Linked DNA regions of Mus musculus: region 2 is linked to region 1. Evidence: chromatin loops called from intact Hi-C (ENCODE). Cell type or tissue: left cerebral cortex. All regions are shown on one strand. Links, peaks and the distances in the headings refer to the core of each region. The heading gives the core; the rest is flanking DNA.

What was found. Peaks named below come from ENCODE experiments on the same cell type or tissue, not always from the same donor. Only the 100,000 strongest peaks of a DNase experiment are listed, where the experiment ranks them.
Region 2: a loop joins it to region 1, with 2.6 times the contacts of the local background. A loop is called at or near these places in 5 of 42 quality-filtered maps.

Annotation. Positions count from the first base shown.
Region 1 is chr16:25,456,075-25,472,549 of GRCm38, reverse strand. No RefSeq gene overlaps it. Among named protein-coding and RNA genes, the nearest start is that of Tprg, 180 kb to the right of the region's middle. In left cerebral cortex, for the core only: no CTCF peak of the experiment used is centred there; DNase peaks (open chromatin) are centred at 6,782 and 7,661; H3K27ac peaks cover 986 bases.
Region 2 is chr16:25,516,548-25,533,022 of GRCm38, reverse strand. No RefSeq gene overlaps it. Among named protein-coding and RNA genes, the nearest start is that of Trp63, 160 kb to the left of the region's middle. In left cerebral cortex, for the core only: no CTCF peak of the experiment used is centred there; DNase peaks (open chromatin) are centred at 5,837, 6,007 and 8,489.

The DNA.
Region 1 (16,475 bases), core at 2,686-10,685:
TCAATTAGCAAAGAGACAAATCGAAATTTATGTGATCGGTAATCACCTTGGTGATAATGAGATCCATTTTATCAATATTACTCTGAATATTTGCATAATGTTCAAGTTAGAATTATGGAATCTGAATGTAGGGAAAAATTGTCCCTGAAAAGGTTTCATAATTTAACAAATAATAAGAGAAAGATTCAGAGACATCGCAGGCTGTCAGATAGGTATTAATAGGATTTTGCTGGGACACCAGCTAAGACTTCACGCACAGTAGGCAAAAACTGTTGGTGATAGGTACTCTTCAAAACACCGATGTACATGTTTAACTGTTATTGTTACTAAGCTGTGTCAGCAGGTCTTGGCATAGCACCTGATGAGATATTTTAGTATTAGTATAATCTCCTACTTTGAACTGTTAGGCAAATTATGTCAATTACTTCTATAAAATGAAACACTTTAATTAAATCATTCTTACTCTTTTTAAGAGTTCCAGGAGTTTACCCAGTCTAGCAATTCTTGATCAATAAAGACTTGCTGGAGAAATGTTGCACACATTTTTACTGAAATATTTTTCATCATAGGAAGTTTAGAGTTTGTTTTTCGTTGGACGTTATCTGGACATATTGACTTATTCTTTGGATGACTGAATTCTAACTGATGTTTCTGAGATGTGTCCTGGTGTTCTAAAGAAATAAACAAATACATTGTAGGTTAAAATTTGTAAACAAAATACTATGCAAAAACTAATCAAAACCTCTGCAGTAATTAGACTCTCCAGAAAAAGTAAGCAAATGGAATTTTCATGTGTGACTGTCCCTTCAGCAGGGCAACCTAGAAATGTGAGGATACTGTGTGATTTAACTAAAGATTTGCACCAAGCTCATCTGGTCCACACGCTGCTGTGTCCCTTCCATGAATGAATGCTACCTGACTCTCCTAACCCTCCTTAAAGTTGGTTGTACTCAGAAGACAGATCTGAATGACATAACATTGCAAAGATGTAAAGAGTCTAGTCCTTTTCCTTCTGTTTCATGTGGTTTCTTTGGCTTTCTGAGTTTCTTTCATGTAACTGCTCCTATTCAGTGCTTTTCTCACCCCTGATGGGATGACCACTCACCAGGAGGCTTCTTGCAGATCTACCTTAGATGCGCTACCTACTGTGAAGCCTCCTTGGTTGCCTTACTGTGGAGTATCTCTAATCTTCTTCTTTTTCTTTTCCTTTTCTCTTTCTTTTTCTTTTTGTCTTTTTCTTTTTCTGTTTCTTTTTCGTTTTGGTTTCCATTTCCGTTTCCATTTCCGTTTCCTTTTCCTTTTCCTTTTCCTTTCCTTTTCCCTTTCTTTCTTTCTTTCTTTCTTTCTTTCTTTCTTTCTTTCTTTCTTTCTTTCTTTCTCTCTTTTTCTTTTCTTTTCTTTTCTTCTTTTTTTTTGAGTTTTCATAATTTTTAATTAGGTATTTTCTTTATTTACATTTCAAATGTCATCCCCTTTCCTAGCTTCCCCTCCAAAAATCCCCTATCCCCACCCACCTCCCCCTGCTCTCCGAGGCTCCCACACCCATTCCCAGTCCTGGCATTCACCTATACTTGGTCATAGAACCTTCACAGGACCAAGAGCCTCTCCTCCCATTGATGACCGACTAGACCATCCTCTGCTACATATACTGCTAGAACCACAAGTTCCAACATGTATTTTCTTTGATTGGTAGTTTAGTTCCAAGGAGCTCTGGGCATACTGGTTAGTTCATACTGATGTTCCTCCTATGGGGCTTCATATCCCTTCAGCTCCTCGGGTACTTCCTCTAGCTCCTTCATTGGGGAACTTGTGCTCTGTCCAATGTCTGATTGTGAGCATCCTCTCCTGTATTTGCCAGGCACTGGTAGAGGCCCTCAGGAGACAGCTATGTCAGGCTCCTGTACTAATCTTTTCCTTATAGTGTCTAGTTTTGTAATTCCAGCAAGAAGCTCAGAAATGTCCTATAAATAACTCTAGATCATTATGCGGGACCACCAGTCTCAAACACTCAGGACAGTCTTGAAAACACTTATTTATAATAGCAAGAAGCTGAAAAGAACCCAGAGGTCCCTCAACAGAGGGATGGATACAGAAATATGGTACATTTATTTATACAATGGAGCACTACTCGGCTATTAAAAACAACTAATTTATGAAATTCTTAGACAAATGGATGGATCTGGAGGATATCATCCTAAGTGAGGTAACCCAATCACAAAAGAACACACATGATATGCACTCACTGATAAGTGGATATTATCCTAGAAGCTCAGAATACCCAAGATACAATTTGCAAAACACATGAAACTCAAGAAGAAGGAAGACCAAAGTGTGGATACTTCAATCCTTCTTAGAAGGGGGAACAAAATACCCATGGAAGGAGTTACAGAGACAAAGTTCAGAGCAGAGACTGAAGGAACAACCATCCAGAGACTGGCCCACCTGGGGATCCATCCCATAAACAACCACCAAGCCCAGACACTATGGCAGATGCCAACAAGAACTTGCTGACAGGAGCCTGATATAGTTGTCTCCTGAGAGGGTCTGCCAGTGCCTGACTAATACAGAAGTGGATGCTCACAGTCATCCATTAGATGGTGCACAGGGTCCCCAATGAAGGAGCTAGAGAAAGTACCCAAGGAGCTGAAGAGATTTGCAGTACCCTAAGAGGAACAACATATGAACTAACCAGTAACCCCAGAGCTCCCTGAGACTAAACCACCAATCAAAGAAAACACACAGAGGGACTCGTGATCCTAGCTACATATGTAGCAGAGGATGGACTAGTCAGTCATCAATGGCAGGTCTTGTGAAGGTTCTATGCCCCAGTATAAGGGAATGCCTGGTCTGGGAAGCAGGAGTAGGTGGGTTGGGAAACAGGAGGAGGAAGGAGAGGATGGGGGATTTTCGTAGGGGAAACTAGGAAAGGGGATAACATTTGAAATGTAAATAAAGAAAATATCTAATAAAAAAAAAACACTATAACTTAAACACTGAAGACCAGTGATGGGAGATCATCAGTGCCATTGTCTTCAACCAAGGATGGAATAGAGTTAAAAGAGGGGAGGGGGGAACGTGTTCAAGGTCACTCATCTTGTTAGTGGCACAGCCAAAATTAGAACTTCAGTCTTGTGACTCCTAATATAGAGCTCTTTCCAAAGAACAATGGCTTCTTTTCTGGGGACAAGGCTTTACATACTCAGGATTGTCCAATACCTTTAAATGGCCTGATGTAAATTTCAAGGACCTTTAAGCCTTGTTCCTCCTGGGGCCTCCCTGACACACAGCACTGAGCCATCTATCCTGAGACCACTCCAGGAGAAGAGGAAGGTGAGCATTATTGACTCTCTCTCTCTCTCTCTCTCTCTCTCTCTCTCTCTCTCTCTCTCTCGCTCTGTGTGTGTGTGTGTGTGTGTGTGTGTGTGTGTTGCCCACACATGTGTGTACACTGCTTACTCCAAGTATCTGCAGTTTTAAGGACACCTCATGGATCACGTTTCTCTGCAAGTTGCCCTACAGTGACCCAGACACAACACTGACAGCTGTGGTGTAAATAAATAAAAACAGAGTATTTTGATCTTAATGGCAGCAGGGTGAGAGGTTGGGCATGAAGAGAGAGAGAGGCAAACAGAACCGTAACAACCACAGCTGTGAAAAGAACAGTTGCAGGCCAGGAGAGAGGGGGAGAGGAGGGAGGAGCCAGATTAGGCTCCCGCCAATGTCAGAAATGCTGGAGGAGCCCTTGGAAAAGGACACGCATGCTTGGGACAGGTGGGAAGTGTTTACATTAAAACGAGAATATCAAATGCCTTCCTAAGTACTGGCCAGATCTTTACAGACCCAAGTTGACCCAAAGAGGAAAGCCAAAGTCCTCACCCTGAAAACAATCCCAGACGAAGCTCCCAGAATTCTTGATATTCCATTCAAATAACTGAATGTCACCATGTGCTTCAAGATAATGTGCTGATGCCAGTGACTAACTATGACCTCTGAGCAGTGGCATTGCTATCACAAAAAGACAAATACGTATTTCCTAGCCCCATCAGACCTGATGGGTCAGAGAACATGGGCAAGACTCTGGTACACCATCACCTGGGTTTCTCTGCTGTGTGCAGGATGCAGCTCAGCCTCTGCAGGGTTCTGCATACATCTGCCACCCGAGTTCAAATATCACACCTTGATCCATCAGGATCCTGCAGGACCCATGTTCTGTTTTTAGGAAGCCCAAGTCTCCAAACACAGCTGCTGTGGCAGGAAAATATATGATCTCTATCACCCATGGCTTAGGCACTAGACCAGCTAAATCCACATGGACTAACCTCAAAACTCACGAATTCTGACTCATGGTATCCAACACATACCCCAGCCATGCATCGGTGATGCATGAGGGTAGTGACCTCAGCCCTAAGGCCATTTAAATTGTTTCCAACAGTATATGCCAGCAAAGAATGGAAAACATTTTTCAAATAGTTAAGCTCCACACAGGTGTCCAGAGAAGCTTTGGAAATTTGGGCCTGAAGGTAGCTCAGTTGATTATGTATAAAAATGCATTCTCTATTCCTTGATTCCAATTTTTAGACACCAATGATATAATGACTTAGCATCCAGACATGTAGTCAGTAACTCTAGTTTTTCTGTAGATCTCTAACCCATGGTAAGTAACTGCTCTCTGACGCCCAGAGGCTACTTAACATGTTTTTGGTTTGGGTTTTCTATCTCTATCAATGATGTCTTTGACATGAAGTTGGTTGGCTTAGTTGAATCAGAGGCATCAATTACTAACATAAGGGTTCTAAGTTCAAATATCTACATGGCATGCATGGCTAGCTCCACTATCCTTTCCCGTATTGGTTTATTAGTTTCCAGATAATTCTGGTGATTCAGTCTGTATGAACTGGCACAGACAGATCAGTCTTCCTTTTGGGGAAGACAGGTGCACTGTGCCCTAGAACCAGTGGTATTATAGCTCCATGTGGAAGAAAGTGACAAAATCACTAACAGAGAACCTACTTCAAAGGAAGACTAGAAGAGAGTTTGTAAGTCCAGAAACCTGCATTTTGGATTCATATGATGCTCTGCCCACGTGGTTTTTCTCTCAGCACATCCAAGAAGACTCTCAGTTGCCAAGAGACACAATACTAAAATTACATAACATAATTGATTTAGGAACATTGGTGTTAAGGGAAGAAGTAATAATTCTCACTGTAGTATTGATTCTATGGAGAACTGTGCTAGGCGCTTTACACGTGAAGGGCCATTTCACTGTGCTCGGATGAGGACCTTTTGTCATTCGCGTTTCTCATTGTGTTAGTGAGAAGCCTGAATTCCCAAGGGAACTTCCATCTTGTCTTATTTCCATCCTTTAAATACCCAGAGGCAAAGCGTCAAAAAGGAAAATGGCTGTCTGGTGGTTTACATTGCTACTACCCAACTCAAAATCTGCCCTTAAACCTTGCAGATAATGACAACTCAAGGGGTAACGTTCAAAGAGCACAGAGGCAATTTTCCTAACAGGGGACTCCACTGAAAAGAGCTTACACCTTCAGATTCTGGGGAATCACAAAAGGAGCTCTGTAGATATGGCATAAAAGTGTTAGCAAGATCTAATAATGGTAATGGTGTTGTAGTGCTAAAGATAGATGAGCAGGAGGTCTCTCTCTCTCTCTCTCTCTCTCTCTCTCTCTCTCTGTGTGTGTGTGTGCGTGTGTGTGTGTGTGTGTGTATGTGTGTGTGTATGTGTGTGTGTGTATGTGTGTGTGTGTGTGTATGTGTGAGTGTGTGTGTATGTGTGAGTGTGTGTGTGTGTGTGTGTGTGTGTGTGTGTGTGTGTGTATGTGTGGTGCTCTTAAATTGGATTATGGTAATGAGTTCAGGATGTGTCCTGGGTACCTCACACGCACACACATACAAGAAAGCAAGTATCACTAATTAGGACTGCCTGCCTGAAATACCCCTGTGCAATCATAAAGTAATTGTGTGTGTATGTGTGTCTGTGTGTCTGTGTATGTGTGTTTGAAAGGTATTATAACACCTAACGCCATCAAAAATTCAGCTGTTTTATTTATAAAATGGTGGTAGCCCTTAGATCGTGGGGAAATTATTTCATATCTCCCAAGCCTTAGTATTCTATCACTCAAATGGAGTTTATTAATTGTTCTTTATAGAACTTATACATTAATCTAGAAGGCAATTATAATGGTGGGTGTGCATAGAAATGGAAAACTTCAGAAAGTGATATAGGGTGAGAGAATGTGTTCTGAAGAAATGGTCGATCCTGGTGGTACTGCAGGTAGGCCTCAGCCAGGGACTAAAGCCGGCATTCTTAGTCCATGAATCATTACTCAAACCAACCTCAACCATAAGCAAAAGGCAAGTCTGAGCTATTCTTTGATTTGTTGTGGTTTTATGCTCTTTAAAACCACACCTACCTATATAAGAAGCACAAACTTACTGGAAACGCATGTGAGACACTTTGTCTATTGGGTATACTAACCTCCGGTCCAACCCTTTCATGATAAAGCCAGATTGAATTTGTTAACAGCTTGCATCTGGTTTCCAAGCGTGCCCTTATATAACCCTAGGGAGCCCTAATTCAGGCCCAGTCATTAATGAAAATGCGAAGCTTGCACATCAGGCCAAGGAACCCTTGTTCTTCACCACTCTCCAGTCAGAACAGTTTGGGCTTCCAAAGCTACACAAAGGATGTTAGTGTTTCCTACACTTAATGACCAGGCAGCGGCACCCAGGACTCATCCTAGACTCATTACCATAATCCATTTTAAGAGCACCAGCACCACAAAGCTATGGCTGTGTATGCTATTACAGGTACCACACTGAAGCTGGGTTCCTGGATGCCTGAAGGCCAGGGAGCTGTTGAAAAGCCCGGCCTCCAGGAGACCGTGGGGGGAACTGCTGGAATGTTGTTTATCTTCAGACCGCAACAACTGCTCCAGTGTTTCACAACAGGAAGGTCCGTCTCGAAGCGAGGCTCAGACGTTGAAGGCTTAGAGAAGCAAGACCTGAAATAACCCCCACTTCTCTGATACCTTCCATCCCCCTCAGGCTGCTGAACCCTTCTACCTCCCCACGCTGTCATCATGGTGCTGTGGAGGCAGCCAGAGCTGAGACCATGGAATAGACAAAGCGTTTGGAGAAGCTTGTACTTAACATAATACTCCAGCTGAGATGGAAATGCCCTGATCCTGTGGCTCTAAAGGTGTTGAGGATACTGGAAGTATGCCTTCTTGCTCTCTTACCTCTGTGGATCTTATGAATTATCCTTCCCTTTATAGCATCCATGTTTTTAATTCCAATTTTTTGTTTCCTTTCTGATCTCTTAGATGTAAAGAGAAAGTGTGATGCATTCAATTCGAAAGTCATGGGCAAAGCCTAGTAACTTTAATTTAGGTGCAAATGATTCGGAGAAATGAAGTTTTAAACAGGCTAATTAGAACTCCACGGTCTTAGACAGTTTGGTTACCCCCTTGAGTACCAATGTTCAAAGAAATAACAGGAGCCTGCATTTGAGCTGTAAAAGGAGCAAGTAGTCCACCCTCTGGAAGCATCTGAGTCCCCATGGAAAAGAGCACAGGATCCTTAATGTGCTGCAAATGGGATATTGTTGAAGAAAACAGCCGTACAGTGCAGACCATGCAGATGTGCTTAGGCTCTGCCAGGGCTCTATTAGAAAAGGGCTGTTCTGTCATACAAAACTGGGACGAGGACAGAAATGGGTTTGTTTGTTTGTTTGTTAGCACATGCCAGACTGGAGAACCAGTTCCCATGAAGAAAGACCATGAATAATTAAGAAAAGAAAAATAAACTCTTTCTCAGAAACACCTAACTCGTCCTATAGTGGCAGGTCAAGATATGCTTGTTTCTGGACAGATTGAGAAATGAAGCCATTCTTTTCAGCCAGCAACCGGCAAACATTTCCCATGTGGGAAATAACCAAATGAACACTGTTTACTGTTTTCACTCTGGAGGCGCCTAAGAAGCTCAGAGAACATAGACTAAAGTGGTCGACTCTGGCATGAGGCTCTATAAAATAACGCCTGAGTAACGGGGGGGGGGGGGGGGGGAATGGATTCTGACAACAGGTTTCAGGAAGACGAGATAAATCAGGACCATGTGATCTGGGCCTGAAGATTTGACAGCAGCGCAACGAAGGGGCACAAAAGACTGGAGTCACCATGGCAAAAGCAGGTCCCATGGCAAAACCTAGAGCACTTAGTTTAGGACATGGAAGCACTTAGTGGTCACCATGATGCCTGACATCCTTTCCTAGAGGACTCCATACTCACATGCCTGTGGCATCTACAGGGTTTCTGTAAGCGGCACACTGATCTGTTTCAAAGTGCAGGCTGTGTATCCAATGACATGAGTTTGAGTTTAATTTTACCATTGGTCAATCTACTTTGAACAAGTTTTCTGACCTTTTAAGCCTTCAATCTCGTCTATCAAAGAGAAACAATTAAAATACCCATTGTGTGTGTGTGTGTGTGTGTGTTTTAAGTCCTGCAGAACATGTGACATAGCACCTGCTGTAAATAACAAGGGGTACCATTATAATGTCTTACTTGTTTTCTTTCTCTTACTGAAGGATCAAAAAAAAAGTCACAGAATGAATGCCCTTCTCTTATCCAAATAGGCTAAAACCTAAAAGTGATTTTCCTGAAAATTTTCACAAATACTTGAGTGGATGAGTTACCGTATGGATAATAATGAGACCAGCCAATATCCTATCAAAAATTTCCTCTTAGCACATTTGATTTCAAGGCTTGTCATTAAGCAGCGCATCCACCATAAAGCATTCATAGTTCAGGACTGCAGCAGGCATTCTGGCTATGGTGATGTGAATGCCCTTAGACAACTGGACAGTGCAGATGCCAAGATGCAGGCGAGCATTTGGTAGTACCGCTGTTGCCTTCATCTCTGGAAGACCTCTCTGCTCTGCCTGCGGCTAAATTCTATCAACTATAAAATGGAAAAATAATTACAATGGCCAGTTAATAGGGTGGATAGATGGCTCTAAAAAAACCTCCTTGAAAGGGTGATTGAGTAAAATGTAACTGGATAATACGGTGGTACTGAATCCAGAAAGAACTGTAAGAAACTGACATTTAAGTAAGCTCCCGTGTGATCTTTTTAATACTCTCTCCAAATTCAAAATTGTTAATGAAAAAGTCCAATCTTGTCAGCTATGTGCTATTCAAAACTTTCAGATAGTTATATAGCAAACTCAGACACAAAATCGATAACTCACTCTTTTTTGATCAGACTCTGTGCACATGAAATATGTACACACCTTCCTATTGGCCAGCTAAAAATCTTTGGCAGCAGAGGAGTGTAACAGGCAAGAACACAGAAGGGAAGCCTTGAATAGAATGGGGAAAAAATTTGAAGGGACAAATGTGGAGACCTTTTTTGGTTCTTGTTACTGCAGAAGCTGAGAAGATGGCTGAGTGTTTTAGCACACTCTATGCTCTTGTAGAAGACCTGGGATCAATTCCCTTCAGCCTCATGGTAGGTCACAACCCCTGTAACTCCAGTTCCAAAGGGTCCAACACCCTCTTCTGGTCTCACCAGGTGCTAGCCATGCATATAGCTCGCGGGCATGCATGCAGGCAAAACTCTCATACATGTAAAATAAAATGAATAAATATAAAACTATTTTAAAATGTTACTGAAAATACCATTATACTTTACAAAACATTGGCCATTTCTGTATGATAAACCCTAAAAAAAATTTTCTATATAAAAGCTCATAGCTGTTTTTAAAACTCTTGTAGCACATTATACTTCCTGCTCTTATATATAAGGGGCCTGATCCTGACACCCGGGTCACAGGGTCTATTGAATTTTTTAAAGTATTCATAAGACAAAAGGAAAGATTCGACCTTACATTAGCAAATTTAACATTTTGCCATTACCAATATAGTAGAAAATAAAATTTTCATTTACATAGCAACACTGATAAATCTAAAAAATAAAATAGTTGCTCACTGAAAGAAGTCAGTCCCCCAAAATGTATTCCTTATGCATCAATTTATATGCCATTCTAGAAGAGAAAGAAAGTATTTATAGAGACAGGAATCTGGAGCTGGGCAGGAGCAGATCCTCTACAGCATGCATAAGAAATTCATGAGGAACACAGTGTTCTGAGTCTTGTTGGGTATCGTGGGTAAGGTAGAAAAAGAGGCAGTGAGCGTAAGGGTGTCGCATAGTTCAGATGACCTATGGCTTTACACCTTCGTGGCATTTCTTCTCATTACAAGACTTTATGTATGGTGGGATTTTCTCTTCTCACTTCTATAAAGACTGTATTCACACTTGACACCACATGTTTACTAGTCTGAAGGTATCTTGGAGGACCCTGAGAATAAAACTCTAAATCTTTGTGTCAGGTCCCTTGAGATCTCTGATCCTTTCTGAAACCCTTTAAAGACCACCAAATCTGACTCCCTTCCATCATTTACCTCTTCTTCCCCCCAGGCAGAGACAGCACTTTTGATTGCTACTTCACTCTCAGACCTTGAAATGCACTTTTCTCTCCCAGAGTTAATCCCCCAGTCCTTCCCTGTATGTATCACCTTAGTCTCTCTTAATACTTGGTCTCTATCAATCATTAAAATCTGCGAATGTCAGCTCCCAACCATTCTTCTGTTGTACAACACCATAGACACTATATTCTTATTGTTGCCTGTTGAATTGTACCTTCCATAAGAGCTCCTTGAAGACAGAACAATACCCAACCAACTTATTTTCCCACAGTGATTAACACTGGATAGTAAGTACTACAGAAGCCTTTGCTGAGTGAATGAGTATGAAAAATTAAATTTCTGGGTTAGAGGACATCCTAACAGTTAACCTCTAAAACTCAAAGAAGGGTGGCACACAGCAAGATCCCCATTCTGAATTTCATGTGTGCCTTAGCAGAACCAGTCTTTGTATTGCAGAAGCATTTGAGGTCAACCCAAGGACAGGGACTACAATTTTGCAGTGTTGATGTCAGCTGAAACCAAGATACATTTGCATGAGACAATAATCACATAACTGCCTTGGTGTTAAGCACATTAATATTTTGGCCCTTTTCAACATGCTCTGCAATATAATTAGGAGACATTTGAAAAATGACACTCCACATTAAAATTCAGCTTTACCGTCTTTTCTTCAACCCCAGTTTCTGATCCTTTAAAACCTCCCTTAGAAATACTTCTCTGTCCTTTTCTGTTTGTTTATAGGGTAAGACCGAGAACCCATTTCTGAGAATTCTCCATGGCAAACTATCCCTTACTTATATAAGCAACGTTTAAGTCTATGTCTTTAAAATAAAACCAAATCTTCTGGTCAAGACAGGCAGTAGAAGTCTACACTAGACCATATGGTATTTACTATTTGACAATTCAGGTTAGCAGAAAATTACTTTTTGTTTTTTTGTTTTGATTTTTCTTCCTTCCCATTCCCTGATGATCCTTTGTAGACATCACTGTCTCCATTTCCTTGCCTCTACTGGCCAGTACAAGTTCAGGTTCAGAAGGGGCCTGATGCTGGATCGTTCTTTAGGTCCCTGCCAAATGGCCATGGCTTGCTTCTCAATAGAGCTCTCTGCCACTTAGAGGAGGATTATGCACATTGTTGAACAACACTGGCTATTTTACCTTGCCAAAATGGTTCCATGTAACTTCTACGTTAGTCTGAACTCATCATTTAGAGCCAAAGAATACAAGTACAATCTGTTTGTTAGACTTTCTGTTCAGATAGATCAGTGGTTCTCAACCTTCCTAATGCTTCATTCGACCTTTAATATAGTTCCTCATATAGTGGTGACCCAACCATAAAATTATTTTTACTGCTATTTCATAACTATAACTTTGCTACTGTTATGAATAGTAATACCAATACTTTTAGAGATAGATGTTTCCCAAAGGGGTCATGACCCACAGTTGAGTGTTTCTGAGATAGAGGAAGCTGATGATGACAACATTGAATCTTCAGCAAGTTATTCCTCTGGGGAATGTTGACTTATGTTTCTCTAAACAAACTTCTGCCTGTCAATGCCACTCAAAAATTGAGCCCTTGCACTCAATTTTTAGGTGGCCATTCAGAACACAAAACCGACCTCATTCTATACCTCCACCTCAGCTGGCATGGGTTCACCTCTCTCTCTCTCTCTCTCTCTCTCTCTCTCTCTCGTTTTATTCTGTCTTCAAATATGCCTTTCAGCTTACCATTTCACTATTCTTGAATGTTCATCATGTTATCCTCCCATTTAAACAGTCTGTTCGGGATTGGGTTTGATGAATGAAGATGTGGGATTATACACAATGGGATATTAGTCTGCTGCAAAAAGGAAAATCATAAAATTTGCAGGTAAGAAACAGAACTGGGAAATATCTTATTCAATGAGGCCAGCTAGACTCTGAAAGACAAACATAGCATTTTGTCTCTTATCATTGAGTTCCTGGATCCAGATCTTTAGATGTAAGTATATAGCCAGGAACAACTGCAGGAGCTAGAAAATGAAATGGAGACTACGGGTTAGGGAGCAATGCTGAGGGAAAGGGAAGGGTGCAAGTTATTTAAAGGGAAAATAAAAAACAAAACAAAACATGGGGAGGGAAATAAACTCAGAATGGGAGAGAAGGCAAAATCACAATAGGAATATCTGAAGTCATAAGACATCATTAATGTCTATTTTCCTAAAATCATATGTAATACATATAAGGCTGTGTAGCTCCATACAGTTTAAATAAAATGTACCTTCTAGACTGACAATGTTCTCCCAAGGAACAATAGACTATTTAAAAAAAAAAACAGAAATAAAAATTCCTTTGATTTGTTGATTCAGGGTATCTCAAAAATTCCTCAAACATTTTAGACTGCTGCTATTTCCAGGGGAAGTCCCCATTGCTGAAGATATCCCAATCGGCATGCTAGTGTCCCAGTCAGCATGCTAGTGTCCCAGTCAGCATGCTAGTGTCCCAGTCAGCATGCTAGTATGGAGGAGGAAGTCTCAGGGATCTTCAACACTAAACAAAGAACTATAAGAAAGTAAGAAATCTTCAGAGCAGGAGAAACAGTCTTCCTCGGGGAAGAGCCCACCACTCATTGCCAAGCTGTCAGCCCTGAAATCATAGACATACAGGTAGCATGTTAGAGACAGAGCAAGTCATATTTATATACTTGGGAATTGGTGTCTGTGTCTGTGTGTGCGTGTGTGTGTGTGTATGTGTGTGTATGGGTGTGTGTGAACAAAGAAAGAAATAGAGGACATGAATTTGAAAGTCAGCAAGAGGAATATATTGGAAGGGATGAAGGGGAAATTGAGTGGGGGTGGGAAATGTTGTAATTATATTTTAATTTCAAAAGATAAAAAAACACAGTAAAATACAACACATATGATACTGCTAATTAATAAAACCAAAATAAATAAAAATCCATACTTTACTACTCTGTAATACTTATTTTAGCCCCCAAGTCTGATGGCAAAAATAATCAATATTTGGAGATCTTTGTACCCTTAAATTTTAACTGTGATTTTTTACCCCCTCTCTTTTCAAGAATGCATCCAAGCTCTGAGAGGCATGTGTTACACTCTGGGGGAAACATCTGTAAGTAAGCTAGTCTTAGCTGATTTCATTTCTACCTAGGGAGCAAGAATGCTCCTGTGCCAACCTGCTTTCTCTCCTCATTGACCCTTCCCTGTGTCACTACAGTTTGCATCCCCTCCCATGCAGAACCTGTCCCAGGACAAGTCTTGGCATCATAGAACCCAAACTTCTTCTCAGACTTGCACACTGTAAATGGCCACTTTATCCTTCTAGTCATTTTTTGTCCCGAATTTGAAGTTATCTTTGACTCTTCTTTTTCTCACCAACCACTTCTATTCTCACAAAACAACATCACTCCTGCCTGGCTTCCAAACATTCAGAGATCAACCATGTATATGACACATACGATGTCTTGTATCTGAGTGCACAGGGCACAACTGACCCTGGCGTCTTGCTATTTGCTACTCTGGCTTCTTGACCAAGCCATGATTTCTCTGTCCTTCTTAGTGCCTCCAGCACAAAAGGCAAGGCAGCTGATCTCCAGCCTTGTGACCATTGTTTCCAGCTGGGCTCTGGTTCCATTTCACCTTCAGTAAGTTGAAGACTTCAGCCTTGGCTGAAATTAAAATTATCTACTCCCCTCCAGCAATCTCTTCTCAACATTTTTCCCATAGAACTTTCCACCCATATGTGTTCTTTTGTTGTGCATATTGTTCATTGCCCGCTCACACTCTCCACTCTCCATGAACAAAATGTCACTGAAGTAGAAGTCTTTTTTCTTTTCCTTATTACTGAATCTTGGTTTATAAGAACAGACTCTTGTATATAATTTGCCCTCAAAGTTTCTTGTCTAATCCAGATGTTACAAAGGTTTTGCCAGATGTTCTCCATTACTTTGGTTGGCATCTCTTGTTGAGAAGGGGATTTTTCCTAGGCCTACAAACTGCTGTCCCAAGCCCTTTGCCATTGCTATGGCAGGAAAGAAGATGACCAAGCATGCATAGTCTAGGATGTGTATGACTAGTCTTTAACTCAATATTCAACCCAAAGGATATTGTTGGAGTCTAGGAGTCACCCCACAAATGGCATGAACACAGATCTTAGTTAAACAGGGATGATTTGCTGAACACACACCCCAAGACTGATCTATCATGTCAACAGCTCAAAGCTGCATGCTGGACATTTCTCAGGGCCACCTTATAAATGCTAAAACTACACAAAGCACAATGGGCTCATATGCAGATGCTGGAACTGCTGCCCAGTGGTCAGCTCCAACTCAAGCCAATTTAGACATAACAGTTCATATTGACCTTTGATTTGATGAGTCCTATGTGAAGCTTATGGTTGTGAAATTTCTTAAGATTAACACTCCTCATAACATACAGAACATAACAAAGTATGTGGTCAGCATGACCCTGCACTGAGTCAAGTTATTTTTCTGTGTCAATGACTGGCAGGCATATTAAAGCAACACTATGAAATAACTGGTGGGCATGGAACAAAATGGCTACAGCTATGCTAGGAAGCAGGTCTCAACAGATATGATGAGAATAGCCTTCATTTAAATGAATGTTTTGTTTTATATTATTAATCTCCTGTGGAGCAAACATCACAGGACTCAGTACTTCTGGATGACTTACCTCCTGTCCAGATGTGTTGAAATAATCATGTGTTTAAAACAAACAAAGGACAACACAACAAAAACAACAAAACTGCTTTGTTCCCCAGGACCTTGGAGAGTGTTTCATTGTCACTTGGGAGATATCAGGATAGCACCAGGAAGAGGGGGCTGTCAGAAAAGCACAGCCTGAAATGGGGAGAAAGCATAGTATCATGAGAGAGGATAAAATGGGGTAAGGAAAATCTTTTAGAACGTGTTGTGAGACATGGAGTGGGATTTAAGCTGGGGTGTCATACATTTCATTACATCCCCAGCACATCTCTCCCCCACACCCCAATTTTGCTATAATCCACTGTGAGCTGAGGTAATGCAAACTCATTTTCATATCAGCAAAGGGGATTAGGAAGGTAAATCTTCCAAGGAAAAATTATTCATAACACGTTTAGAAGCCAAAGGCCACATAAACTCTGTTTATCTCTTACTTTGTATTATTCATGCCCCGGGTCCCAGATACGGTCATGAATACGTAAAGGTGATGAACGATCGTCAGTCCTCACTGGTCCACAGATAACATAGGAGCAGGGGCCAGCTGCACCACTGCTCAGAGTCAAAAAGACTAAAGCCAAAGATCTCTGTGGTAACTAAAATTAAATGCTTTCCTTAAACATTTTTTATTTAAAAATATTTTTTCACACAACATATTATGATTATGGTTTTCACTCCTTCATCTCCTCCCAGATTCTCCTTACTTCTCTATCCATCCAAATCCACATTTCTCTCTCTCTCATTAAAATAAAAACAGGCATCCAAAATAGTAGAAGTAGTAGTAGTAGTAGTAGTAGTAGTAGTAGTAGTAGTAGTAATAGTAGTAGCAGCAGCAGTAGCAAAATAAAATAAAAACAAAACAAACTAGAATATGACAAAACAAATAGAAAAAAAAATCAAGTCAAAGAAAAGGCACAAGAAATGCAGGCAGACACTGAGACAGAGACACTTAAATACACAGGAAGCTGTAAAACCAAAATCAGCAACCATAATATAATATAATATAAGCAAGGAAAAATGCCCAGGCAAAGCTCCTTTTCAGAGACTCAGAGACACCTCTCTCTCTCTCTCTCTCTCTCTCTCTCTCTCTCTCTCTCTCTCCTCTCTCTCTCTCTCTCTCTCTCTCTCTCTCTCTCTCTCTCTCTCTCTCTCTCTCTCTCTCATCTCTCTCATTTCCATCTCTCTATCTCTATCTCTCCCTTTCTCTCACACACACCATGTGAAATTCAAGGAAAATATTGTTACAAAAGGGATCA
Region 2 (16,475 bases), core at 4,197-12,196, 59 kb before region 1:
TTTCTAAGCTCACTGGCACTATGGGGAAATGGCCCATTTAGAAGTAGCTCTCTTTTCTTCTCTCCTAACATGTCATGAGGGCTGCCAAACTCTGGAGGCCCAGTATTTTATTCATCCAGAAAGTGAATGAAGCCGAAAATGTCTTCTTAATCTCATTTGGTTTTGCCCTAGTTGTTTGACTGTCTTTTTCCCTGTCTGGAACTGGGCAGTGCCAGCAGACAGGGACCCCCTGATTTAACACTTGATCTCTTAGAACACCTACCAGAAGCTTCAGCAAATGAAACAGCTCAGTGCTCTTGTACTGAATTCAGCCTTGATGCTGTCCTGTAAGCTCACGCCCATTTCCAAAGTGGCTGCCAAGTTTTCCAAAGGGTCTTTAAACCTGGATTTAAAACTGAAAGGAAAGAAATAGGACCTTCCTCTACCAGATAGTATATCATTTTTGAGGTTGTTTAAAATATGAAGCGTAAGGAAGTAATTAATTTGGATGGTAAAAAGGAATAAAGGCTTAATAGGAAGTCGGAGGTTTGACCTGGACACTGTGTCTGTAACCTCTAAAAGCTTCGTTCGGCTCGTTCTGAGAACGGTTCTTCTTTTTGAGGGACCTGTTCCCTTATATACACTTATTCTTTGCACTCTCTACAATAAGGGCAATAATGATCTATGGGTTTATAGTTCATAAAGGATTGATTATATACAACACAAAGATAAGCCCACCCTTTCAATGTAACAGTGCCATGACCAAGACCTATTTAAACAGAAGGTAAACTGAAGCCGAGGAGTGCTCCACTCCAGACTTGCTTTAAGGCAGGACTGACCTCTATGGCTGACTATCCTATGAGTCAGATGCCTGTGGTGTAACTGAGACGCAAAAGAAGTGCTGTGGCTTTGGAATGGGCAGCTCTCTGATCTGAAGAGATCCAAGAAAGCCACAAGTTTGGGCTTCTGCTCAGGGTTTTCAGTGCAAGCAGAGTTCAAGGAAATCTTCCTGCTTCTTTGCCCTTCAGTCTTCACTGCCGACTGCTCCTGTTCACCCATGGCCCAACTCACCTCTCAATAGCAACAGTGAATCATCAACTCAGAAAGAAAACACAGAGTTGGAGTTGCAGCTCGTGTCTTGCTAGTTTAATTAACTCTCAGCTGTATCCATGAAGGTCAACTAGACCCACACCTCAGATCACAATGACCTCTGTGGCTTTCTAAGTCAGGCTACATGCCTTTATAACTTGACTCTATCATCCTGTTTTCCCTTCATGACTCCTACAGCTGATCAATGACAAAGTCTGAGACATCCTGCTCCTGTGGTAGATATAACCCAATGAAATTTATATCTCTAAGTAAATTATATCATGTACTTGGACATAGACATTAACATTTTTTCATTGACTTGGGAAGAAACAGGCTCTTGTGGAGCTTAGGCTGACCTTGAACTCACTGTATATGTAAGGTAGACCTTCAGTTCCAAATGCTTTTACCTCCTAAATGCTGGGATTAAAAGTGTGTTCCACAATACCTGGCATCCTTTATTATCTACTCTCTGGACTATTTCATAGGCTTGTGCTCCTTTCTATTCACTTGACATTCCTGAAGTTCAGACACACTCTGGCTCTTGTTGCCTCTCACCCGTCTCTCTGTTTAAACACCGGGGCCCAAGGCGCTCTGTAATCTGACTTCATCAACCAGCCTGGGTATATTGTTTTCCCACTTTGTGGACTATGTTATTTATGCAAACCTGCCCCCACATACACACATGCCTTTCAAACCTTGATAACTTAGTGCTGCTATCCTAGTTCTCCATGTTTCATTCAAACATAACTCCATTTTCACCAATACAACTTAAATGAGAGCTCTCCCATTACATATTGACTAGGCTACATATCTGTTCATTTTCTGATCACCACAGGCTATTGTAGTTTCCTCCTAGGGTAAGGCACTCATATTATATTACCTAATTTGATCAGTTCTATACTTCTGGTAGACTCTCAGAAATGAGGACTCTCCTTTGCTCGAGGACTTCATCATTGGTGGATAAGAGGCAACTGAGATACACCGAAACGAAAAGTATCAACAACACTCAGCCAGTTTGAGAGAAAATGGGCCGATCAGTGGCGAAGCAGCTCTGTCAAGCTCCTTTTAAGTTTCGCATTCATGTGTGGAAGCACATTTCTGGTATTATATTTCTCATGCTGGCTTGCCTGTCAATGTGTACCACTGGGGAGTGCAACACACACACACACACACACACACACACACACACAAACCTCAATAGCAACGTGGGTACAGTGACATGACAGAGGAACATCTCAAATAAAATCAGTCATAGTGGAGAAAGACAGAATTCCACAGCTACCTTAGATGTTGTAGGTAGGTTTCCTTCTTTGATTTCATCTAAGCAACTGCTATCTATAGCATGGCTACACTTGACTAACTTTCATAGTAAAACTGGTTCATGGCAATGTGAAAATTCCATACCTAGGTGGAGTTTTAGAAAAAAAAATGCAATTCAGAGAAAGAAAGCAGTTTCTACCAAAGTAGAAATTTCAGCTAGCCACTGAACCATTATAAAGTCTCTTTATTCTGATATTTAGCATGCCTCATGTCAACTGTTACTCGAAGTACAATTATTGACTTGGTGAAGGATTCAGCAGGCATAGATACCTATGTTTGAGTAGTATCAACCTTAGAATGATAAAGGATGATTGGTTCTCTCCAAACCTAAACCCAGCCCTTGCGTGAATAAGAGAAAGTAATATCAAATAAAGTAATACACAGAGGATTTGTCTATCTGTCACCCAAGCAGACATTCTGTCTAGAGGACATAGCCTTTCAAACTTGCCTGTTTGTGACACCACACACAATCTAAAATCAACTTAAAAGTTTCAGTCTATGACTAGATTGAATTGAGCCCATGCAGTCTAGTGGTGTGTCAAAGCTCTTTGCCATGTATGAGTTTTCAGGACAGTCCCCATGGGCTTTCTGACCTGGCCTTGCCAGGGAAGATTCTTCTTGCAAAAGAATGAATGTGTTCCATGCATTCCTAATAATCATTGAACCCCCACAGCACAAGAAACTGGATTCCCAGTCCAAATACCCAGGCTTTTGGATACAAAGTGAGCACAGTGTGCCCAGCCAGCCCTCAGAGCAGGGACAGCGTGTGCCTCAGGCCAAAGCCTGGCCCTCTGTCCCAGCAGCTGCACTCTGAGGATGAGAAACAGGGACATGGCCACCTGGTGCTTACCCACCCCTTCCACCTGACAGGAAGATGGTTTAAACTTTCCCTTGCACAATGTGCTGGAGGTGGAAGAGGGAAGGAGACAAAAAGAATTGGGCAGGTTGATTTCATCAGCCCTCGCAGTAGCACCCCAGTATTTCTTTGAGAAAAGATGTTTGGCAGCTTAAGCCCAGCATGCTCAGACAGATTCCACTTAACAGGACATCTGAGCGGACTTCAGGCTTCTCCTCCCTACCTCACCTCTCCTCTTTCTCCTACCCTCCGGAAAGAAGTTTGTTAATCGGATGTTAAAAGAGGTTTATGGGTTCAATTTCAGCAAACATGAGCTTTTCTTCAATAGTAAGTTCTCTGCAGCTATTGGGAAATACGCATGCGGAACATCTCCCTCACTGTTTAAAAATAACTGGGGTCCACTGGTTGTTCTTGTTGTCCCCGATATATAAGAGCAAAATGCTAGTTTTAGGAATTTGAGGGATTTTAGTATGTATATATACATATGAACCACACATTCATCTAAGCATATTTTGACATAAGCAAATATACTTGAATATGTTACTTGAATATGTATATATACTTAAATATATACTATATACAGTACACATATGTGAATGTATATATGTGTATGTATATGACTGAAAGCATGTATTTATATATGTGTATGGGGTATATGCATGTATGTGTGTGCGTATCCAATGGAGACCATAGGTTGCTGCCAAGTATTGTTTCTTTAGAGCCTTGGTGTTTTTTGAAACAGGGTCATTCACTGTAACCTGGGGCTCCCCAGTTAGGCTGGCTGGCCTAGAGATCTACCTATCTCTGCTTCCTCTGTACTGGAATTATAAGTATACAACAGCATGCTCATGTTATTGTGTGTGTTCTGGGTAATCAAATTCAAGTTCTCATACTTGTACAGCAAGAAATTTACCAACTGAGCTATCTCCTAACACCTTGAATATATATGAGAGACATTTTAAAACATCAGTACACAGAAGAACTCTGGTTATATATGGTCCTATTATAGTGTCTTGATAAAAAGAAATTAACTTAACTCTGTGTTTGTGGACACTCGGAATCTATTTATTGGTTACCACATGCAAATAGTGGTACATTTCTTGCTCATGATCTTTTGGTGTAGGTATTCATATGGGAGAAAACGAGAGCCAAAGAAAAGACTGTTCTTTCTATTGTGTAAGCGATGGATGAACTTGGATTCACAGACATTGTGAACAGATCCAAGATTGGACCACATGGGAGGTTTGGGGCTTGTAGAGAATGAGGAAGGAAAGATAAATTCTGAGGCTACAATTGGCTCATTACAGACCACAATTTACCATTGCCAAAATCTTTCCTTATTAAGCAACCTTCCCCAAAACACTCAGACTTTAATTGAACTGCAGCTTTTTAATTTTCTCATCTTTTTAATTATAACCCTAAAGCACCCAAAGACCCATGTGGCTCAGTCCATGAACCACAGTTCAACTGGTGTAGTTGCAGTAGGTGAAAGTTATTACAGAAAGTTTATTCTTTATTTTTAACCATGTAAGGACTTTGAGATGGATCCAAAAAACCAATCTATAGCAATAGTTACAGAATTTTAAAAGATGCTTAATCACATGACAACTATGACTCCATTGTCTTAGCCCATTTATATTGCAGAACAGTTCACTTTCCTCAGCAATTTCCTCATTAGAACAGAAAAAAAAAATGGCAAAGAGACTAAAGGATTTAGCTGTCTGAGATGACTAAAGGAAGTTAGAACTTGCATAACCTGGAACAGTGGTTACTTCTCTTCTATATCATGGACATTTCTCAAATGCCTCCTGGACCTGGAAAGCTAGAATCTGTGCCAGCTCCTATCAGGAAGATAATCTCTCACACAGACAAAAGTTGGAATATTGAATGGTGAACTGTTTGAGAGGTGACCAGGTTTTCCATCACAAAACTTCAAGTTTTGTATTATTGGCTCCTAGTTCTTGTTTCTGTTGCATCATGGGAAGGATACACATCCAGATTGTGTATGTTTAGCTAAAAGCTTAGTTAAAGATACAAGCAAGAGAAGTCCTATAGAAATACATTTCACACCTAGCATAACCACTGGGACTTTGTATTTATAGTTAGACTACTAACATCCTTTCTTGTGGAATGGTGGCTACACAATTATTAGAGAAATTATATGAAAGGTAGGTACCAACACATTTTAAAGTAGAAATAGTGTCTCCAGAGCTAGTGGTCAGAAAGTTTAAGGAAAGGAATAGGAGTTACAGGACTAGGAAGTGGTTTTCCTTTCTTGTAGAAGAGACTAAATATCGCCAGTTAGCACCACTTACTGTAATGGGCCTGGGGTGTTTACTATGAGCTACATGATACGTCATCACATTCTGGATATATGAATATTAACCAAACATGGAACCCCACTAGACTTAGCATGAGGAACACACAAACACATTTGCAGTGTAGGCTCTAGACTTTATTCAAAGCTATTAGACACTCAGTGATAAACTTCTACAATAGACAGTAACTCTAACAGCTATGGAAACAAACCCTGTCAGGCAAACAGCAGGCAAAGGAAAGAGGAAATATGCCTCAGCGTCTACACTTGTCTCACAGATTTACTCTTCATTCTAACCGCCGGTCTGGATTTTTTACAAATGAAATGATCTTTAGTGCTCTCATCCAGAATTACTCAGTTGAACAATTGCACTGATCATTTGTACTTGTTTCTTAGATATTTGTCTGTTTCTTATTTTAGAGCTTTAATATTCTAACAATTGGGTGTGTAGCTACTGGCATCTGGGACTAAATTGTCTGCTTTCTATGACATTTACTGAGAGCCAAGGAGTTGGCTGAGTGTATTAGTCAGCTATGCATAATTTCCATATGTTTTCTCAAATTTTATGTTGAAACATTTAATTTTCCAGGCTCCTATAACTTTATGTAAGTTTTAATCTCCTATGTCATATTATCTGTTCTAACATACAACACGAGTCCATTTTCTGCATTTTATATCTAGATCTTCCAGATCTATAACTAAGAACAAGTCTTTTTGTTACATTACTCAGTTTCAGGTGGTTTGTTATAACAGAAAATTAACTATTATAAATATTATATTAGAAAATAATCCTTACCTAAGAGTTCTAGTGATCTGAAAATTGCATTAAATCCAAAGATGCTCTTCATGTAAACTTAAGGAAACACTAAAGAACAATTGTGTGATAGCCTTGTTCTGACTGAATACTTTGCACTTACATGTCTCTCTTTCTCAAAACAAATGTAAGTTGAAAAACTTCTATTATTCAAATTAATAATTAAGGCTCTTAGAACCCTGTATTTGCTCTTGTAATATCACATGCCTAGCTAGTGAAAACAAAACCAGCCAACCAGCCAACCAACCAACCAACCAAACAAACAAACAAAAACCAGGACATGTCCAAATGAATGATTTTCTATTTAGGATAAAAACGTGGAAACAGAATTGTCACTGACATTCTCTAAATTCCTATGTTGCTGGAATTGTTCACTTTGGTACCTAGAATTAAACGCTGGCCAGTTCCATTCACTGTTGTACTATTAATATATCTGTGGCAGTCTCGGGTTTTGAAGCTTTGTCATTAACTGTAAAATAATAAGTCCATTGCTACCATAACAGACATCATTTTTCTTCCATATGGATTTGCTTTTGCTTGGCAATTTCTCTCAGTGTTCTTATGCAAATGTGTAATCTGATCATCTCAGGATTCCCTCCCCACCAATATCCACCCCCACAATGTTCTTACTTTCAATGGAAGCAGTCTCCCTAACAGAAGGTCCTGGAGAGACTTCTATCTTAATACCATCAGATGATAAAATGACACCTTTCTTCTGGGGACTGTGAAGAGCTCTTGAAAACAGTCTCATTGGCAATATAGTTCCACGTGGTGCTTGGAGAATGTGGTGCTTACTGTCCTTCATTTTTCTCAGTGGTTAGTTTCTCACTCTTGAGTGAAGGAAATCAGAACCAAGGACAAGACTATTAATGAAGAGATATGAAATTGTACCATTTACTTATTTGAGAAATTGAACATTCTTTCCTTAAGGTTAAAACTTTCAGGCTTGTCTTAGAGTTTCTATGGTTGTCATAAAACATCACAGACAACAGCATCTGTTGAGCACTGAAGAGTTAGTTGGATCTAGCAATGTTCTGATCCTGCTCCATCAGCGAGGAAAGTCAGGGCAGGAACTCAAGGCAGGAACCTGGAGGCAGGAACTGAAGGATAAGCCATGAAGGAAACTTGATCACTGCCTGGCTCCTCATGCTTTCCTATACAATTCAGGACTACCTGCTTAAAAGTAGCACTTGCCACAGTGGGCTAGGTGCCTTCCACATCAATCATTAATCATGTAAATGCTCACAGTATTACTGTGGTGGTTTGAATATGCTTGGCCCATGGAATGGCACTATTAGGAACCCTGTTCGAGAAGGTGTGGCCTTGTTGGAGGAAGTGTGTCATTATGAGGGTCAGCTTTGAGACCATCCTCCTAGCTGTTTGAGGTCAGTCTGCTATTAGCTTCCTTTGGATGAAGATGTAGAAATTTCAGCTCCTACAGCACCATGCCCACCTGGATGCTGATGTGTTTCCTGCCTTGGTGATAATGAACTGAAATTCTGAACTTGTAAGCCAACGGTTATTAAATGTTGCCTTGCCCTAAGACAATGACCCATATTCTTGCAGAAACATTTTTTTCCTCAGTTGAGATTCCTTCTTTCTAAATGACTCCAGCTTGTGTCAATTTGACAACATTAACCAAGACAAGATTTTTGTCACATTGACACATCTGTCTTATAATTCTGCTCTAGTATTAAAAGGGTTTGATTTTGCTTTGATAAAGCAACTCACCTTCAAAGCAGCATCAAGACTGCAATATGTTTTCAAAATTGCTAATACTAAGATAAATGCACAGTCAGGCTCAGTGTGACTCAAAGACCTGTCCAGTACCACTCAGGGTAGTTAATCATGAGTGAGGTAAGTATGGGTCCAGACCAGAAGACCTAGTGTCTTCTGAGACATCAGTTTTTCTGCACACATCTTCATATGAGGTAGTGTTTTAGGGAAATTCTTCTTGCATAATTTAGAAGGGGCAAGAAGTGCACTATTGAATGCCTAAGCACAATTCTACATGTGGATGTGCTGCAGAGTAGCTGTGGGTGCTTACATCTATCTTTTGGGGCACTTTTTTCCATCTTACATCTAAAAACTGAAAAGATTGGCATGTTCTATTTAACAAGGATTAGGGGGAGCCTCCCACACATCATGACTCATTCTGAAAAATCATGACAGTATTCCTAAAAATATTTATATATGTAACAGTATGCAGACTTAGTAGGTTATATTTAGAAATGTATATATACACAAATACATATATGTATACAATGAGAGTTGATGAAATAGGCTATGAATTCGAAGGAGAGAAGGGAAGGATATATGGGAAGGTTTGAAGGGAGAAAAGGGAAGAGAGAAATATGATTAAAATACCACTCAAAAATTACAAATAAACCCATATAATACAGGTAATTTGGTGTAAAAATGTACATACATAATTTTAGTGAACTTTTTTTTTTTCATTTAGACAAACAATGATTACTCCAAGAGCCAAAGACAAGCTAATAAAAATCCCAACACCTCAATTCACTGGACAGTTTCTTTCTAGATGGAATTTTCTATTCACAAAGTGTATTTTCTCAGGAGAAACTTTTTCTAAGGACACTGAGACAATATTAAAAAATAACTGTGAAAGATTTTTAGTCAGGCTTCTGAATTTCTACATTTTCAGACGCCCCATGCTTCTTCTCATTGTTTATTCTGGAATAATATTTCCCTATGCTCATTGTTTGTAGAACGTGGAGTCAGACTCAGGGTCTAATGTATGCTAGGCAAGTACTCAGCTACAGAGTTCCACACTGTCCCATGAACCTTGCCTTTTGGCCTTCCTTAGGAGAGAGCTTTATCCAAACACTCTTGTATTTCCAGCCAGCCTTCACTCACTTCTCTGGCTCACAGACAACCTGAAGCTATAAAAGTCACAGTGACCATCAGGAAAAGAATTATGCATAGGCCTTGCCACAAGATTTCCTTCATTTAAAGTGTTTAATTAGCTCTGTAAATTATAGAATAATGAGTTTCATTGTGTTTTCTCTTATCTCTTTTTAGTTTGTTAAATCTTTCTAAAGATATATATTGTGTGCATGCAGCCCATATTCTCCTTAGTCATGCCCCCAATTCCCAGAATTAATCCCCTTGTTCCTTTAGAAAGTATTTATTTTATTTTCATTTAATGTATACATATGAAATTTTGTTATTATATAAACTTTAGGAGCCACAAAAGAGTAAACAACATCAGAAAAGGGTTGGTTGATATGGTAGCTTAAAAAAAAAAAAAAAAAAAAAAAACGGTCCCCATAGGCTCATAGGGAGTGGCACCATTAGAAGGTATTGCCTTGTTACAACAGGTGTGGCTTTGTTGGAGGAAGGGGGTCACTGTGAGGATTGCGGCCGCCAGCAGCTCGCAACGTGAACGGTTCGACTGAGAAGGCCGCTCGAGCTGTAAGAGAGGAATCTAGACGGGGCAAAAGAAGAAATGTAGCCAAGACAGTTACTCTGATCAAGGCTCAAATTTTATTGTTGCGACACTAGTTATGAAGGAAGGGGGAGGGGACCCGATTCCCGCCGAATAATCTCTGGTCCAGTAGAAAGGTGCACGTGTGTGGCTCCTCAGGTTCCAGCAGTGGGCGTGGTAGAACGAATGAGCAGGAAGCTCCACCCCGAGCAAGCAGGTTTCAGGCTGGGGGAGGGGAGACTACATCTCCTCCCTGTTATTAACAAAATAAAAAAAAAAGAAAAAGCTGGCCTGAGGGGGGAAAATTATCTATGCTCAATAGTTCTGCCTGGAATCTAGGGCTAAAAAAAAAACTTGCTTCACTGGGATTCTTTAACCTTTCTTATGGTAAACTGTATCTGGCTTAAGACTGTCCTTTCTAGTAAACAACTGAAAGGCCTGGAGCTGCAGACTCTGACTTTATAATGCTAATTAGTACTTGGTAGGTAACTTTCTAGTTGAATTTTAAGTAGGGCGTTGGAACTCTGGCTAAGTTTGACTGAACGATGTGAAAATAGCACTAAGTTGAATTCCTCCGCATTTTTGGAAGATAGGTGGGAAACAGGGAGAAGGAGTGACCGGCTCTTGTAGTACAAGGCCAATTGGCTTTTTTATTTGGGTGGGAGGCAGTGAAAGGCTTGCCCTTTCAATAGTACGTCTCCAATCTCTCTCCCCCCTATTAATTAAGTTAAATAAGGCAACGCTTAACTGAGGTGATCAAATGATTTTCTCATCCGTAGATGAGTGGGCTTTTAACCTTGGCTTGGGTGGACATGGACCCGATTCCTCCCGTGGGTAAAACCCACACATGTGGCTCTCGGTACCTTTTGGGGAGGCGAGGTAGAGCCGGAGAATATTTTTTATTTTTAACCAAAATTTGGTACCAACCTCTTTCAAACCGGGTTTATCTCACAGGAAACTCAGAAATGGTCAAGCCGGACCTTCCCTTGCAGTAAGTATCTCTGCACCAAGCGGTGCCCATACTGAATTTGTACAATCACAAACCAGTATGCACAGTTCTGAGTGCTGTGCAGCTCCTAAAGGAGAATTATCAACCTCAGAATTAGCAAAGCCTAAGCAAGAATTATGTCGTTAATAACACCACGATTTGTGGGTAAAATAGGAGCTGGAAGTCGTTCCTCCTCATCCCTGTTTTTTCCACAGCCTATTGAGCTAAGGACACCTTGCAGTAACAGCAAGGGTGAAAAGCCAGAGGTCAGCTAAGGGGCTAAGCCTGTCTATCAAAATAAAAACCAATCTTTATTAATATAGAAAAATCTACTCTTCTAGCCCTCTAGGTAAACCTAAATTTTTAACTCAGACTGAAAGCCACATGCTGGAAATGTCCTGAGACTGGGGGTAACAGCTGCCACCTGTGTGCTCTAGGGGGGCGGGGATGCACATCCACTGGTCCGCCTCGGGAATGTTGATTTACCTGCTTGAAAGACAAAATCTTGAAAGACAGTGAGAAAGTAGGAAAGCAGAACTTCTTTCCGGGAAGTCTAGGTACTTTATTCAAATGCAAATTGTAAAGCTGAGGCTAGTCTCCGGCCTCCTGTCGGGAGCTGGTTCAGAGAGTAGCTGGAGAACACCTTTGAGAGCTGTTGCTCTCAGCTGAATTTTAAGCACAAAAGGAATTTTAGTCTTTAGAATGATACTTACCAGAAGAGTCAGAATCTGTGTTCATCTGACGAATTAATCTCTCTGGCAGCCACCGCGCTCCATCTTCATCTCATGAAAAAACACAAACTGAGTCCCTACCCCAAATTAGAACTGGATCTGGACCCTTCCATTTGTTAGTCAGGGGGTATTAAGTGACCAATTGCTCTTTAATTAACTTGCTAGGTAATTTAGAATATAGGAATCTCTAACATTGGACTGAATATTAGGACCAGTCTAAGATTGAGTTAGAATGGCTGGTCACACTGAAGAAAGGAGAAAAATCATTATGACTCTATTAAATGACTAATTTTACTAAGTCTGAATATACAGTCTCTGATGTACTATTGTCATAAAGTTAAAAGGCTAGAAGCTAGTCTAAACTGGAAAAATGACAAGTAAGGATGGATCTAAAACATGAATTTAATTTAGTTTTTTAGTCAATTTAATCAGGACATGAGTCAACTTACCTACCAGCTCGTCACACGAATTTATTAATATGCTTCTGCAGCGTTCTGTGGAGAAAACCTGTTTTTCCCTTTTTTAATAAGGTAGCTGTTTTAGGATTAATCTATAAGCCAATAAGTAGATCCCTTTAAGATACTATAAAGCATTTATTAAACTCTTTGACATTAAAATATTAGATTTTGAAAATAAAGGTAAGACTTTAATAGTGTGCATGGGAATGCACTAAATAGCATGCACGGGGATACAATTTCTCTCTTTTTTGTCTTTTAAGAAGTTAAAGTTTTAAAATTTTACAATACCTACTTTTGAATTAATAACTAGTTGACAAAATATTTTAAATACATGGCTGTAAAGGGGCAGTGACTAATTGCACTTTCAATCAATTTTCTTAAGGAGCAGTTGTAACTAGAAGGCTTGTAAAGTTATTAAGAGTTACATGTGCATAATTTATTTATTAACTAGAAATATGCATAAGCAATTGTAAATTTGAGAATTAATAGTATCTGAGGGATGAACAATTTAAGCAATTGCGAGCTCAGAGATATGGCATTGACTATTAATATACAAATTAAGGTTTGATTGTTCAGCATTTTAAAACACCATCTACAGCACACAACTAGATCATCTGTGCTGGAACAGGGGAAACTGTGTCTTAAGACTCCGCCCCACAGAAGCTAGTTGGGCCCACGTGGGCCAACGATTGGCTGGGAGGATGAGAAAAATGACTTTACAATAATGTTTTCTTTTTGGCCAAAGAATTGTTTTGGGCACAACCAATTTTTAATTACCAATTAATAACAATTATAAAAGCTTTATTTTTTGTAGAAACTTTTGTAGTAAACTAAAACCCTAAGTAATAAAAGGATATTGTCTCTGAATCTTTTGGGTGAGAGCAAGGATTTAAGGTAAACTTTAAGAAGCATTAGTTAATAAAATACTTTTCACTTAGGAAACAATATACACTGAAAGATTAAAACTCTTTGCTTCTTGTATAGAAGCAGAAACAATAAAATTTTTTCTTACATAATGTAAAGTTACATTAGCCATACTTAGAGGCAAAATTTTCTAGTGATTACAGTTCACTAGAAGCAAAACTCTTTGAATTTAAGTCTTATTTTAAACATCTGAATAGATCTGCAACACTGTTAAAAAGAATTTCTCTTGAACACAGGGAAAAAATTTTTTTTTTTCAGGCACTGTTTGCAAAACAAAAGAAAGGCCACAAGCCGCTCTGGGGCTGCCCAGAGCCCTGCATTGACTCAAACGTGAAATACTTTTTAATCTGAGCATCTTGGCCCTCCTGTAATAAGGACCGATTTTAGAGAAACAATATAACTGTCTACGCCTCTAAATTATGATACTCTTTCTTAAGATGACTTACAGTTAAAACGTTCTTCACAACTTTAGTGTTGTGAAAAAATTGCCTGTACTACAGTTTCCTGCCAGGCAGCAACTATAACCAAACTGTTTGTCTAATCTATTCACAAAGACAAACATAACTAGATAACTCTGTCACAGTTTTGTATGAAGTGAGCTGTATGAGCGCTCTCATAAGATGATTACTCTTGTAATTATCTTAATTACAGTATACAGGTGAATTAAAGATCTTAAATTTGAAGTCAAACTGCAAGCTGCAGTCAATGGAACAATAGCAGTTTTAACCATAATTTTTAAGTTTTTGTGCAAGGTTAGGATAATACCTGTAACCTTGGGAAAGCAAAACCCAAGTTTAAAACAATTTATTATCTTTAAAATCAATATTAGAAGCATTACTATCATATTACGAAGTTTGGATGTCAATTAATACCTATGAATACCTATTAAAGCAAGCTTTAATGCTTTAATAAAGAGACATTGCTTTAAATCTTATTTTAAATTTTACTATTTAGGATACGAACCATATTAATTATTACCTAAACTAGAAATATCTTTAGAGACCCAGCCTCTTGGGCTGCCTTATGCCATGTGTTGGAAGGACTCTAAACTTGAGTTATCAAATTTAACACTAACCATCTGTAGCAATGTAACAATTATTAATCTTAACCAACAACTTATGAGCTGATTGTGAAAACACTTAGAGCACATTACCAATAAAAAAGAACCAAATGAAGCAGTTACATTTAGACCAATCAGAGAATAATAATTTTTGTAGCTACAATCATAAAATAAAAAACACTTTACCATTGTCAAACACATTAATCATGAACCATTTATTAGCTTTTTTACTCTGAAACTTAGAGGCTGTGCACTCGCCCTTATTTTCTAAAACGAACAGTTTTTCCAGCAGGGGCCCTCTCGCCACGTGTCTGATTCCTGGCTGAAACACGTGGCAGCTCTCGGCTTTGCAGATAAAGTTTTTTATACCATCTTTATTATCCAACACAAAACATAGAACATTCATTCATACAGACTGGACACGAACATACATGAATCGAACACGAGAACAGATTGGTGCACCGGACATTAGACAAGACACAAAAGGTAACAGAGTACTCCTGCTATAAGGCCCAGAGAGATATTTCTCTCTGCTTTTTGGGACATTTTCCTCCCTTATGATGCATTTTTTATTAACTGGGGCAATCCGCCTATTCCTTTTAATAAACCCTTTCTTTTCTCACACCTCATGTAGCTTCGGAGAGCTACGGCCTACCGCCTGATCCATGACTTTAAACCCTTTCTTCTTCCACCTAAGCAGCTTCCTAAAAAGCTGCGGCTAACCTGCCTGTTTCCGTTTCTAGTTCCGATTAACACGCTGCTGACCCAAGCAGAACCAGCGTTGGGTTAGCACTGATTCAAGCTTAATTCGTATCCTACCGCATCCTCAGCAACACTTTACAAAACTGAAATTTTAAGCTAGCGCTAGCATGTGTACCTGTCCGTTGCTCCGATGTCCGATACGAAGATCCTTTCCTGTGGAGCTCCAATGCAGCGTTCCTCTTAGCATCTCTCTGCCATTCTTCAGGTCCCAGTTCCGGCGCCAAAATGTTGCGGCCGCCAGCAGCTCGCAACGTGAACGGTTCGACTGAGAAGGCCGCTCGAGCTGTAAGAGAGGAATCTAGACGGGGCAAAAGAAGAAATGTAGCCAAGACAGTTACTCTGATCAAGGCTCAAATTTTATTGTTGCGACACTAGTTATGAAGGAAGGGGGAGGGGACCCGATTCCCGCCGAATAATCTCTGGTCCAGTAGAAAGGTGCACGTGTGTGGCTCCTCAGGTTCCAGCAGTGGGCGTGGTAGAACGAATGAGCAGGAAGCTCCACCCCGAGCAAGCAGGTTTCAGGCTGGGGGAGGGGAGACTACAGGCTTATAATTCTCAAACTACCCACAGTGTGGTATAGTCTCCTTCTGCTGCCTGTGAATGAAGATGTAGCCAGAACTCTCAGATCTTCCTACAACACTGTCTAGCTTCATGCTGCCATGTTTCTTGCTATGATGATAATGGACTTATCCTCTGAAACTGTAAACCAACCCCAATTAAATGTTTTCTTTATAAGAGTGGTCATGGTGACTCTTAAACAGCAATAGAAACCCTAAAACAGTTTGTATGTATTTTGCTTTTACTTTTGAACAGAATCACAAAACACTCTTTGTCCTTCCTGTCTAAGGTGAGTCTTGTAAACAGTAGTCATATATAATGGTCCTATCTCCCTAAGAAAAGGGCAGTCACTTTACATTTCAAAGCCCAGTAGGCCCCCACCCACCCACCCACCGAGCCTACTTTTGTAACCTTCTATGTGTTGACTTCTCCTCAACCACTAGCAGGCCTGTGAATATCAGACTGTTTTCATAGCACAGAGGAATTGTCCTCAACTGTGCCCTACCAAACCAACGCCTTCTGCCAGCATGCACAAAACCACAGCCTTTCAATTTACCAGTTGTTGACTGAACCTTAGCTCCCACCCAGCTTTGCCATTAAGTATGTTGCCATTTATTTATCAACCCCTCCATTAGGGAGAATTAATTTCATTCCTGCTTCAGAAGGTGTATTACACAGGATGTGCTATGAAGAAACACCATGTCCAAAAAGCAAGTTGGAGACACTTCCATATCACAATCCATTATTGGGGCAAGTCAGGATGGAAACATAAGCAGGGTTGGAACCTGGAGGCATAAGCTGATGCAGAGACCATTTAGGGATGTGGCTTACTGGCTTGCTTCCCCTGGTTTGCTCAGCCTACTTTCTTATAGAACTCAGGACCACCAGCCCAGGGACAACACCATCCACAATGGGCATGGCCCTCCCCTATTGATCACTAATTGAGATAATGCCTTACTGCTAGATCTCATGGACACATTTCTTCAACTGAGGTTCTATCCTGTCTAATTATACTAGCCTGTATCAAGTTGACACACAGAACCAGGCAAGACAGAGTGATGGTTGACAAAGATGTCAAGGTTATGAGGTCAACAGACTTGGAACAATGGAGACAGTTTCTAGGTATTTTAAAATCAGAGGAGAAAAAACTTTTATCTCTCATGGGGTGATG